Linked DNA regions of Homo sapiens: region 2 is linked to region 1. The links are chromatin contacts, found by Hi-C or POLR2A ChIA-PET in ENCODE. All regions are on one chromosome and are shown on one strand. The core of a region is the stretch at or near the end of the contact, and the rest is flanking DNA. Distances in the headings are between cores, read along the strand shown. Region 1 overlaps KIAA1671. Region 2 overlaps KIAA1671.

What was found. Hi-C counts contacts between places; a loop is a spot of excess contacts on that map. ChIA-PET counts read pairs that join two places held with the same protein, here RNA polymerase II (POLR2A). Pooled maps may share reads with other maps.
Region 2: a loop to region 1 is called in a map of endothelial cell of umbilical vein, with 6 times the contacts of the local background. The contact joins two enhancer-like sites. A Hi-C loop is called at or near these places in 23 of 168 maps with a recorded cell type or tissue (CD4-positive, alpha-beta T cell, HCT116, MCF 10A and 14 more) and 15 of 50 pooled maps. POLR2A ChIA-PET finds 5 or more read pairs at or near these places in 15 of 52 experiments (A549, Caco-2, H1 and 12 more).

Annotation. Positions count from the first base shown.
Region 1 is chr22:24,983,231-24,989,088 of GRCh38, forward strand. All of the region lies in intron 1 of KIAA1671, which reads left to right. Among named protein-coding and RNA genes, the nearest start is that of KIAA1671, 33 kb to the left of the region's middle. Within about 2 kb of position 2,729, at least 9 of the 41 ENCODE cell types and tissues checked have a DNase peak (open chromatin) inside an H3K27ac peak, as active enhancers do; they include endothelial cell of umbilical vein, heart right ventricle and left ventricle myocardium inferior, where a contact is called at or near this core.
Region 2 is chr22:25,022,018-25,027,875 of GRCh38, forward strand. It overlaps KIAA1671, which reads left to right. Exons shown (of 13, transcript NM_001145206.2): 2 at 3,616-3,767. Among named protein-coding and RNA genes, the nearest start is that of KIAA1671, 72 kb to the left of the region's middle. RefSeq lists an enhancer at 3,931-5,130. Within about 2 kb of position 3,645, at least 12 of the 41 ENCODE cell types and tissues checked have a DNase peak (open chromatin) inside an H3K27ac peak, as active enhancers do; they include endothelial cell of umbilical vein, heart right ventricle and left ventricle myocardium inferior, where a contact is called at or near this core.

The sequences.
Region 1 (5,858 bases), core at 1,479-3,978:
AACAACAGCACTGTGTTTTCCGACTTTCTTGAGGCTAATAGTGTCCTCAGAGCCACACTGCTTCAAAGGCTGTAAAAGAGAATCCCTCCTTTCTTCTTCAGCTTCCAGTGGCTTCCGGCAATTGTTGGCGTTTTTTGGCTTCTAGCTGTATGTCTGTGTGTTCTTTTTTTATAAGGACACTAGTCATTGGATTAGGGTCCACCCTAATGCAGAGTGACCTCATTCAGACCTAACTAATTACATCTACAAGGACCCTATTTCCAAAGAAGGTCGCATTCTGAGATTACAGGTGGACCTGAATTTTGGGGAGACAGTTTTTCTCCCATTACACTGAAGAAGGGCCATTAAAGCTCAGACTTAAAGGATGTGTGTATGGTGGGGGGGCGGGGGTGGTTCAAGGTGCGGTTGTTTGAAGCAGAGGGAACAGCTTGCGCTAGGGCTTTCTGGCAGGAGTGCGGCACAGAGGCCTGTGTGACTGTGCGGTGGGGGCTGAAGCTGGGGGTCTGGGGGCCTGGGGTATGGGGCCATGGAAAGGTGTTTGGAATTTTTTTTTTTTTTTTTTTTTGAGACAGAGTTTCACTCTTGTTGCCCAGGCTGGAGTGCAATGGTGCGATCTCGGCTCACCACAACCTCCGCCTCCTGGATTCAAGCAATTCTCCTGCCTCAGCCTCCCAAGTAGCTGGGATTACAGGCATGCACCACCACGCCCAGCTAACTTTGTGTTTTTAGTAGAGATGGGGTGTCTCCATGTTGGTCAGGCTGGTCTCGAACTCCCGACCTCAGGTGATCTGCCCGCCTCGGCCTCCCAAAGTGCTAGGATTACAGGTGTGAGCAACCGCGCCTGGCCGGTGTTTGGATTTAACTCTAAATGCCTCTCAGGGGCTTAAGCAGGGACATTATGTGGTTGCATTCCCTTTTGGAAGAAAGTCACTTAATTAGGAAGGGGCATGACAGTGACTGAGGGTACATGCCTTAAGGGTTACCCCCAAGCACACTGACATCCCTCCAGTGTTCTAAGCCTCAAATCCTTTGCAGATAGGTAGGGCAGTACTTTTATCTCTTGAGGAAATGCAGGCCCAGAGAGGTTAAGCAGTTTTCTTAGGGTCACACAGCTAGGGGAAAGAAAGCTCAAGGCCTCAGCTAACATCTTCAGTCTTGTAAGTTCTCAACACACCTGGAGGCAAAGGACCATCCTCAAATATAGCTGGGTGTCCAGGGCACGGGAAATAGCCCAGGACAGGGAGCACTGATTTTACACCTGTTGGTGAAGGTAATGCATCATCTGCCCAGTCAAGAGACGGTTTAGCTACTGGGCAAGGGATGAGGCAGCTTCAGCAACTTAATAAGCGTGGAATTAATTCCCTTATATGTGTGAGCTGCTGTGAGTCTTCCCATTCAGGACAAAGCTCAGGAGCAGAGGAGAAAAAGCAGGTAAAACTTTGGGAGGCCGAGGTGGGCGGATCATGAGGTCGGGAGATTGAGACCATCCTGGTCAACATGGTGAAACCCCATCTCTACTAAAAATGCAAAAAAATTAGATGGGCTTGGCGGCATGTGCCTGCAACCCCAGCTACTCGGGAAGCTGAGGCAGGAGAATTGCGTGAACCCTGGAGGCGGAGGTTGCGGTGAGCCGAGATCGTGTCATTGCACTCCAGCCTGGCGACAGAGCTAGACTACGTCTCAAAAAAAAAAAAAAAAAAAAAAAAAGCAGGCAAACAGCAATAAACGCTGACCTGTGTCCACCAAGGAGCATGTTGGAGGGTTGTTATAGTATCCTAGGCCCCGGGCCCAGATGAAATGGCAGGATAATTCCAACTGTTCCAGAAGCACGGAGCTGCTGTCTCTCTGATTTTTTGGATATATATTCATGTGGAAAAGAGCTTTCTTCTTATTGGGAAGTAAAAATATATCTCTATTCAGATAAAACATCTCTATTCACATTCCAAACTGGGAACATATCAATTTTCCCACACTGGGATTTAAAACGTAAATTAGGTGCTGTCTCCGAGGTATTGAGGATGCTAATATCCTCCTAAGAGATGGGCTTGTTGGCTGGATCTGAAATTCCCTGTGGAGTGAAAGGCCGTTATTTCCTGCTGTGTTTTGTTTCTTTCTTTTTTTTTTTTCGAGACAGAGTCTCGCTCTGTCACCCAGGCTGGAGTGCAGTGGTGCGATCTCGGCTCACTGCAAGCTCCGCCTCCCGGGTTCACGCCATTCTCCTGCCTCAGCCTCCCGAGTAGCTGGGACTACAGGCGCCCGCCACCGCGCCCGGCTAATTTTTTGTATTTTTAGTAAAGATGGGGTTTCACCGGGTTAGCCAGGATGGTCTCGATCTCCTGAGCTCATTATCCGCCCACCTCGGCCTCCCAAAGTGCTGGGATTACAGGCGTGAGCCAGCGCGCCTAGCCTTTCTGTCTCTTGTTTCTTTAGTTCCCTCTTTGTCTCAGCGCCTTTTGAGGGAGGAAGAGAGGGAGGGAGAGGGGGAGAGAGAGAGAGAGTGTGTGAGTGTGTGTGTGTATGTGTGTGTGTGTGTGTGTGTATGGTGAGGGGAGAGAGAGAGAGAGAGAAACAGAATGAGAGGGAGGAACTACTCTGTTCTCCAACACCAGGAGAAACCTCTCCCTCTGGAATAGCCCCTTCCCATTGAGGATTTTTCTCCAACTGTGTTTTGCGAGGGTTGTGGGGTAACCCTTCGGGAGGAAGCTGAGTCAGTAAGTGCCGATGCTGTCTCCTGACTGCTGGGTTGGGACTTGTGTGCGTGTGTGTGTTATGGGGGATGGGGACGTGTGAAAGACAGGAGTTAAATTTGGTCCCGGATCTGAACATGGGTTTCCTTCCTCTCCTAGTGAAAGGACTTATCTCAGATGAATCACGTCCTCTCTTTAGAGTTCTGGGCTCATGGAATGTCAAGGCCAGTCTGGCGCTCTTGGAGAGGTGCCTGCCCAAGGGATGTCAGATTCTGGTTTGTGACTCTGGAGGGGCGTTTGGCCACCCTAAGGGATGACGCTTGTGGCTTCAACCAGAGCATCTTCCCTATGTAGTCAGTCTTCCCTCGGTATCTGTGGGAGACTGGGTTACGGGATACCAAAATCCCCAGAAGCTCAAATCCCTGATATAAAATGGTGTAGTATTTGCATGTAACCTATACATATCCTCCCAGATGCTTTAAATCAGCTCAAGATTAATTATGATAGTTAATACAATGTAGATACCATGTAAGTAGTTACTATCTACATTGTTTATGGAATATGACAAGAAAAAAAAACTCTGTACCTGTTCAATACTGATGCAACCATCCTTATTTTTTTCCTGAATATTTTCAATCAGTGATTAATTGAATCCATAGATGTAGAACCCATGGATACAGAGAACTGCCTATTCATTTCATTCACCCACCCAACCACCCACCCACCCATCCACCCACCCACCCATCCACCCACCCATCCACCCATCCACCCACCCATCCATCCATCCATCCACCCACCCACCCATCCATCCATCCATCCATCACAAGCTTGATGCACAGCTCTATGCTGGGGGCAGGGCCTCATGGTAATTATCCACCATTTGTTATCTGATCATCTGTCAAGGCCCTGACCCCTTTCAGGCACTAGGGAGCATCCATAGAAATGAAGGACAAAGCCCCTTGCCCTCTGGAGGTCACAGCCTAAAGCAGGGGTCGGCCAGCTTCTCCTGTAGAGGACCAGATAGTAAATATTTTCAGCTTTGCAGGCCATAAGACCTCTGTCACACCTGCTGACCTCCGCCGTTTACTGCACAAGCAGCCCAGACAGGATGTAAACAAGTGGGTGTGGCTGTGGTTTGACTGCAATCACAACTTATGTATAGACACACACATTTGATTTTTATATGATTTTTCATGTGTCATGAAATACTGTTCTTTTGATTTTTTTCCAATGATTTATTTATTATTATTATTATTTTTTTTTTTTTTTCTGAGACAGAGTCTCGCCCTGTTGCCCAGGCTAGAGTGTAGTGGTGCAAACTCGGCTCACTGCAAGCTCTGCCTCCCAGGTTCACGTCATTCTCCTGTCTCAGCCTCTGGAGTAGCTGGGACTACAGGCGCCTGCCACCATGCCCGGCTAATTTTTTGTATTTTTCAGTAGAGACGGGGTTTCACCGTGTTAGCCAGGATGTTCTCGATCTCCTGACCTCGTGATCCACCCGCCTCGGCCTCTCAAAGTGCTGGGATTACAGGTGTGAGCCACTGCGCCTGGCCTATTATTATTTTTTGAGATGGAGTCTCACTCTGTTGCCCAGTCTGGAGTGCCATGGTGTGATCATAGCTCACTGCAGCCTCAAACTCCTGGGCTCAAGTGACCTTCTTTCCTGCCTCAGCCTCCTGAGTAACTGAGACTACAGGCACATGCCACCACACCTGGCTAATTATTTTATTTTTTGTAGAGGTGGGGTCTTGCTGTATTGCCCAGCCTGGCCCTAAGCAATGCTCCCACCTCAACCTCCAGAGTAGCAGGGATTACAGGTGTGCACCACCAATCCTGGCTAAATGACAGCTAGTCTGATAGACTCCTGCTAGATTGGGCATATTATGTCTGCTTTGCAATTGAGGATACTGAGACATGGGGAAGGAGAATGACTTTCTGAAGTAGAACCTGGATTTGAGCCCAGCCTTGTAGTCTCTGACCCCTGTCATGTCTGCCTTCTCTCCACACATCTCCAGAGCTCTCTGCCCTGCAGGGGGTCCATCTGCAGCATCACAGGACTGTCAAGACTCCTGCCTGGGCGGGGCACGGTGGTTCACGCCTGTAATCCCAGCACTTTGGGAGGCCGAGGCGGGTGGATCACCTGAGGTCAAGAGTTCGAGACCAGCTTGGCTAACATGGTGAAACCCCGTTTCTACTAAAAATATATTTTAAAAATAGCTGTGTGTTATGGCGTGCATCTGTAATCCCAGCTACTTGGGAGGCTGAGGCAGGAGAATCACTTGAATCTGGGAGTTGGAGGTTGCAGTGAGCCGAGATCGCGCCATTGCACTCCAGCTTGGGCAACAAGAGTGAAACTCCATCTCAAAAAAAAAAAAAAAAAGACTCCTGCCTGGATCTCAGCCCCCCAAACTGGGAGCACTTGTTATTTTTAGGGTATCTCTATTCTGACCCCCGCTCAGTGGGAAGGATTCCCATTTTTGCTTCATATGATCCTTTGGGTAGAAAATCACTATTTATGTTAGTTCTTCAAAAATGGGTTTGGGGCTGGGTGTGGTGGTCATGCCTGTAATCCTAACACTTTGGGAGACTGAGGTGGATGGATCACTTGAGGTCAGGAGTTCAAGACCAGCCACATGGTGAAACCCCATCTCTACTAAAAAATACAAAAATTAGCCAGGCATGGTGGCTAGTGCCTGTAATCCCAGCTACTTGGGAGGCTGAGGCAAGAGAATCTCTTGAACCTGGGAAGTGAAGATTGCTATGAGACAAGATGACACCACTGCACTCCAGCCTGGGTGAAAGAGCGAGACTCCATCTCAAAAAAAAAAAAAAAAAAAATGGGTTTGGGTGGTTTATCTCATCTGAGAATTGTGGTCCGGTGTCAGACCCAAAGATGGGGAGGGAATGGGGCAGGGAGCTACTGAACACCAGGTACTGTGCTGGAGTTTTCAGTGTCCATCTGGGTTTGGTATCTTCCCCATCTCACAGTTGGAAAAACTGAGGCTCAAAGAGGAGCACTGACTTGTCCAAGGTCATGCAACTAGTGATTATGGAGCTGGGATTGGAATCCAGGTCTCTGACTCCCTGTACTTTGTGCTGGTGTTGAACTCCCAGGCCCAGTACACTCACCACTTCTTCGTGGAGGGAGTTTTGAATCAATCTTTTTTCAAG
Region 2 (5,858 bases), core at 2,395-4,894, 40 kb after region 1:
CTCGCCTCAGCCTCCCAAAGTGCTGGGATTACAGGCCTGAGCCACCGTGCCTGGCCCCGTTCCTGGCTCTTTGCATGGCTCACTGCACAGGATGGATTTGCAGATTTGGGGACTAAGGTCACATTCCGGAAGATGCTGGAAGGTGTCAGGACCAGCCCACGCCCCTCACCAGATGGTGGCATTCCCAGGAGGTGGCAGCCAGAGACGACTGAATAAATGACTGATAAGCTCTCAGATCGAATTTAAGGGTGTAATTATGAAAGATCTTAAACAGCTGTTAGAATGAATCAACACCTCTGAATCTGGGAGAAAAGCTGCCAAACTGTTTGGTTTTGAATGGAAGTGCTTTTCTTCCCTTCTCTCTTGTGAGGCTTCAAGCTCAGTGGCTGTGTCCCCAGCACCAAGTACAGAACCTGGTGCTTGGGAGGGAGGCAGTGAGCATTGGCAGAAGTAGGGTCACAAGAGTGGACAAATGAATGCTTTCGAATGACTCCTGTTGAATTTCAGCACCTGTTGCTCTTGGGTGACCCCCTTCTCAGACAAATGATTTTTTTTCCTGCATGAAATAGCAGAAAATGGGAATCTTGCACTTTGCAAATTAAGCTTGGGGAGATCAAGCTTGTGGACTTGGCAAGTTCAGCAACAGTAGAGAAACACTCATTGCTAGCCCACTGCCTGGGGTCAGCCTGATGTCCCCTCTCTCACGGTCCTGCCACAGCCTCCTGACCTTCCCAGATGGATGCCTTTGTTCTCCATCTGTTCACCGTGCTGCCCTCCATGATAATTTACATACATATGAAACTAGAGGTGGCTCAGACTTGGTTTCCCTTCTTTCTCTGGGGAGGTCTTGTTGACTTGGCTTTGGTCATAATGGTCAGCTAATACACTGTTTAAAAAAGAGGCCGAGGCCGGGCGCGGTGGCTCACGCCTGTAATCCCAGCACTTTGGGAGGCCGAGGCGGACGGATTACGAAGTCAGGAGATCCAGACCATCCTGGCTAACACGGTGAAACCCCGTCTCTACTAAAAATACAAAAAAAAATTAGCTGGGTGTGGTGCTGGGTGCCTGTAGTCCCAGCTACTTGGGAGGCTGTGGCAGGAGAATCACTTGAACCTGGGAGGCGGAGGTTGCAATGAGCTGAGATAGTGCCATTGCACTCTAGCCTGCGTGACACACCGAGACTCTGTCTCTAAATAAATAAACAGCCAGATGTGGTGGTAGGTGCCTGTAATCCCAGCTTCACGGAGGTTAAGGCACGAGAATCACTTGAACCTGGAAGGTGGAGTTTGCAGTGAGCCGAGATTGTGCCACTGGACTCCAGCCTGGGCTACAAAGTGAGACTGTCTAAAAATATAAAAATAAAAAATAAAATAAATAAAAAATAGTGGACATGTCCACCCCAAGAATAAACAGCATCTAGCCTCTCCGTGAGTGGGCTTCAGAAAGGTTTTCAAAGAGGCTAACATCTCTTAAATCAAGTGTAACATATGTGATAACATTTAAAAGAAGACTTCAAAGCATACAGTTAAATTGGTTTCCCTGTATTTTACAGCAGGTTAAATGAAAACCTGAGAATCATAGGTTTCTAGGTTTGGCTAGGACTTTAAAATATTACGGAGCCATCTACTATGGTGGTTTAAAAACTCCTTTTACTAGGCCGGGTGCGGTGGCTCAATCCCAGCACTTTGGAAGGCCGAGGCGGGCGGATCACAAAGTCAGGATTTCAAGACCAGCCTGGCCAACATAGTGAAACCCCGTCTCTACCAAAAATATAAAAATCAGGCAGGTGTGGTGGCATGCACCTGTAGTCCCAGCTACTCAGGAGGCTGAGGCGGGAGAATTGCTCGAACCTGGGAGGCAGAGGTTGCAGTGAGCTGAGATCACGCCATTGCACTCCAGCCTGGGTGACAGAGTGAAACTCTGTTTCAAAAAAAAAAAATCCCAAAAAACTCCTTTTACTTTTCTTTGTTCATTGATTTATTAATTCATTCATTGACTCATTTGTGCAACTGTGTTTACATATCAGACATCTGCTAGGCATTTGCAATGGTAACTTGAGAGGCAGTTCAAGATACAAAGCAGATGACGGGTCACAGAGGCACTGTTTGGTGTAGAGGAGCGTGGACCAAGGGACTTAATTTATCTTGTCCTTCTCCTTTTACTTCCATGCAGTATAGTCCCTGAGGTGGGTTCAAGGTTCCCAAAGTGGGGTGACATTTGTGTACCATTGATCCTAATTCAGCAAACAGTTGCTCTTGGTGACTCTTTTCCCAGGAAAATCCATGCAGAGAAGCATTCATTCCACATTTGGGCAGGTGAGCTGGTGTGACAGTGTGAGGTTAATGTGGATGTAGCAGGTGCCTGCCCTCGGGGTGGAGCTCCTCTGTGTGGCCCAGTGAAACTGATAGAGGTCTTTGGGTGAGGGTTGGTAGATTGAGCCTCTGGCTTGTGAAACTGATAGGGGTCCCTGGGTGAGGATTGGTGGATTGAGCCTCTGGCTGAGCACTTCACAGCTTTTTGATTCTGTCATTCAGTAGCCACAGCCACAGCTAGAGTAACTCATCTTATGTCCCAGATTGCTTAGAGTCATTTGGCATGAGACTCATGGTATCTGGACTTATTTAGCATCTTAGAGAGTGGGCAGCAGGGGCAGAAGAATATTTCTTCATTCATTTACTTATTAACTCAGCAATGATTTATTTCTCTATTCAGTAATCATGTATCTGGTGCTTTTATGTGCCAGGCTGCTGTGCTAGCCACTAGGGATTTGGGGTGTCCTCTGGCGGGGCTTACCATTGAATGGGAGAGGCTGATGTGAAGGATGATGTCGTATTAAATGTAACAGTGTAGCTATGCTAAGTCCTGCCAAGCCTCCGAGTGTATGTGGTGCTCTGTGAACAGGTAGGAGGGGGTTGTACCGGGTTGAAGGGAGACAGAGATGTGTGAACTGTGGTCTGTGTCTGTGTGTGAGCAAGATGGTTGTCCCAGAGAACAGGCATAGCATGTGCAAAGGCCCTGAGGAGGCATTTGGAGGGCTTCAAAGAGGTACAATGTCCAAATACCGCTAATGTAGCTACCAAGTGAAGCACATCACTTGGTAGCAGCTACCAAGTGAAGCACATCACTTGGTAGCAGCTACCAAGTGAGTCAGCACCTCGAATGCTCAGTAGCTACCTCCTCTAAGTCAAGTGAGTTATGCAGGACCACCAGTTCCAATTCTAGGCAATCAGTCCTATTTGCCCCCACATCCTGCATTTAAAAAGTGACATTTGTTACCCAGTTGTAATTGCTTGTGTGTGTATGTGTGTTTCTTACAGAAGACTGTGAGTTGCATGGTTGCAGGGGATGTTTCATGCTCATCTTTGTACACACCGTAGGTGCTTAATAAATGTATCAGAGAACAGGGAAGATTTTTATTGAGCACGTACTGTGGGCTCAGCACTATTTATGCACACGTACATATAAGGCTACAAAATCGAAAAGCCAAAAGGAGCATACGTTTTACAAGCTGGAGTAGATGCCAGCGGATGCATTTGGAGCTTGAAAGCTTTTGTGCCGTCTGTTCCCATACTGCCAGAACTCCGGAACTGAGGCTGTCATCCTGTGTCTCCTTAGACCTGCTGAAACTCAGCCTGCTGGGACGAGTCTTCTTTCCCCCTTCTTGTTTCTGCCATGGAAGTGTGTGGACAGCCCCATTCATGATGACATGTGACACTACTGGCTTTTCCCGGCAGTCACACCCCCTGACCCAGGGCCTGCCAGCTTGGGTAAGTGGGGCCCATGCTTGACCCAAGCTTGAGGGCTGGAGTGTCCAAGGGCATGGAGAGTGCCTGTGAGTTCTGCCAGAGAATTTTCTCTCTGTCCTTTGAATCCTGTCATTGTTCTGTGTCTCATGTCCTGGCTATTACATATGTATCCTCAATCAGGGTTTCCAGAGGTCACAGCTGCTCTCCCAAAAGGCCAATGGCCCTGATTCTGGGTGGGATTCTGGAGCCTTAGAACTCTGGTTGGGATCTTTGTGTATGGAAATTCTCCAATTCTCAGATTCTTCATATCTGTCCCTCCATTCTACCTCTAACCGTGTCTAGACAGTGTTCTCCAGTTTGGGGAGATGGAATCTGTTAGCACCATCGAGCGTGTAAGGAAGAGAAAATATCAAAATCTGTCTGCCTTTCTTTCCTGGAGGCTGCTGAGTGAGTCAGAGCCGGGGGAGCAGTGTGGGGCCCCAAGGAAGGGAAGTGGAGAGGCTTGTGTTTAACTAAAATACCTTCTACTTTTTTAGTCCATCTAGGTGGGGGCTGGCTGGGGGCAGTTTCACAGGGAAGAAAACACTGGCATGAAGAGAGCCTGGGGGATCGAGAACAGCAACTTACCTGGCACTTTTTAAGACCAGAAAGGAATAAAAAATAATTTTTAAAAAGACAGAGCTGAGGCTGGGTGTGGTGGCTCAAGCCTGTAATCTCAGCACTTTGGGAGGCTGAGGTGGGCGGATCCCCTGAGGTCAGGAGTTCGAGACCAGCCTGGCCAACATGGAGAAACCCCACCTCTACTAAAACCACAAAATTACCTGGGCGTGGTGGCACATGCCTGTAATCCCAGCTACTCCGGAAGCTGAGGCAGGAGAATGGCTTGAACCTGGGAGGCAGAAGTTGCTGTGAGCCAAGGTCGCGCCATTGCACTCCAGCCTGGGCAGCAAGAGTGAAACTTGGTCTCAAAAAAAAAAAAAGACAGAGCTAAGTGGGTGGTGGACTTGAGGTTAGGTTTCAGCTGGGTGATCGTAGGCAAGTCTGGCGACCTCTCTGGGCCCTTTCCCTTCATCTCCATGAGGGAGATAACGATCATTCCTTCATTCTTGACTTTTGGAGTTGCTGGAGGGTTAATGAGAGAGGAGGTCCCCTGCTTTGCGAAAACAGATCTCATAGCAGGGTGAACAAGAGGCTTATGCCCCAAGCTACTACAAAATGGGGTCTCCTAATTGTACCCACTAAATAGGGTTGTGAGGAGGATGAGATGTATAAAACACAAGAAGCATGTGGCATAGCTCGAGATCTCACTCATGGGAAGACCTCACTGTTGGGCGTTTCTCTTTCTATTAAGAGTATGAAGGCAGTCAGCATAATATGCGTGTTCAACAGAAAAGAACCACAAAGCAAACAAATAATGAAAGCAGGTTGAGTGAGAAAAATGAGAATGGCTTCTTTTTATGGCATCTGGAAGGGTGGGGGAGGGGAAAGAAAAGGGACAAAGGGATGATTGGGTGGGGTTGGTGCCTAGGGCATGGGTTCCAAGGTCACTAACCAGCTTTGTGCTCCCAGGCACTCCTGAGCTGCATTGCTGTGTGACCTGCAGCAGGTTACTTGCCTTCTCTGTGCTAGATGCTTAGCACACACTTGTGATTAGGATCACCTGGGATGTGGGCAGGCTCTGCAGTGGGAAAACAGGGTAACAGGAGTGAGGGAATGTGAGGACGCTCCCACTGAGGCCTATTCAGGGAGGAGCATGTGTGGTGTGAATTTGGTGTCAAACCTGGTTTTAAGTCCTGACTTCGCCTCTTGCTTCCTGGGTGACTCCAGTTACTTGGCCTCTCTGAGCTGGTTTCCTTATCTGTGTAGCAGAGATCACTGCTTTTTGCCATTAAGTGCTGGCCTCTAGATTAGCTGTCAGGGGAAAGTCCTCCAGAGTGTTGATGCCTTTTCTACACCCTTGGAGCTGGAACGAACTTCAGGGATGGGCGTTTAGTCCACTCCCCTCGTCCAGAGCTCAGAGACGGGGAGAGGCAGGCCCAAGCCTGCCGGGTGAGGTCAGCAGAGGGCTGTCGTATGGAATCTGGGGCTCAGGACTCTGTCCCATTTCTCTAA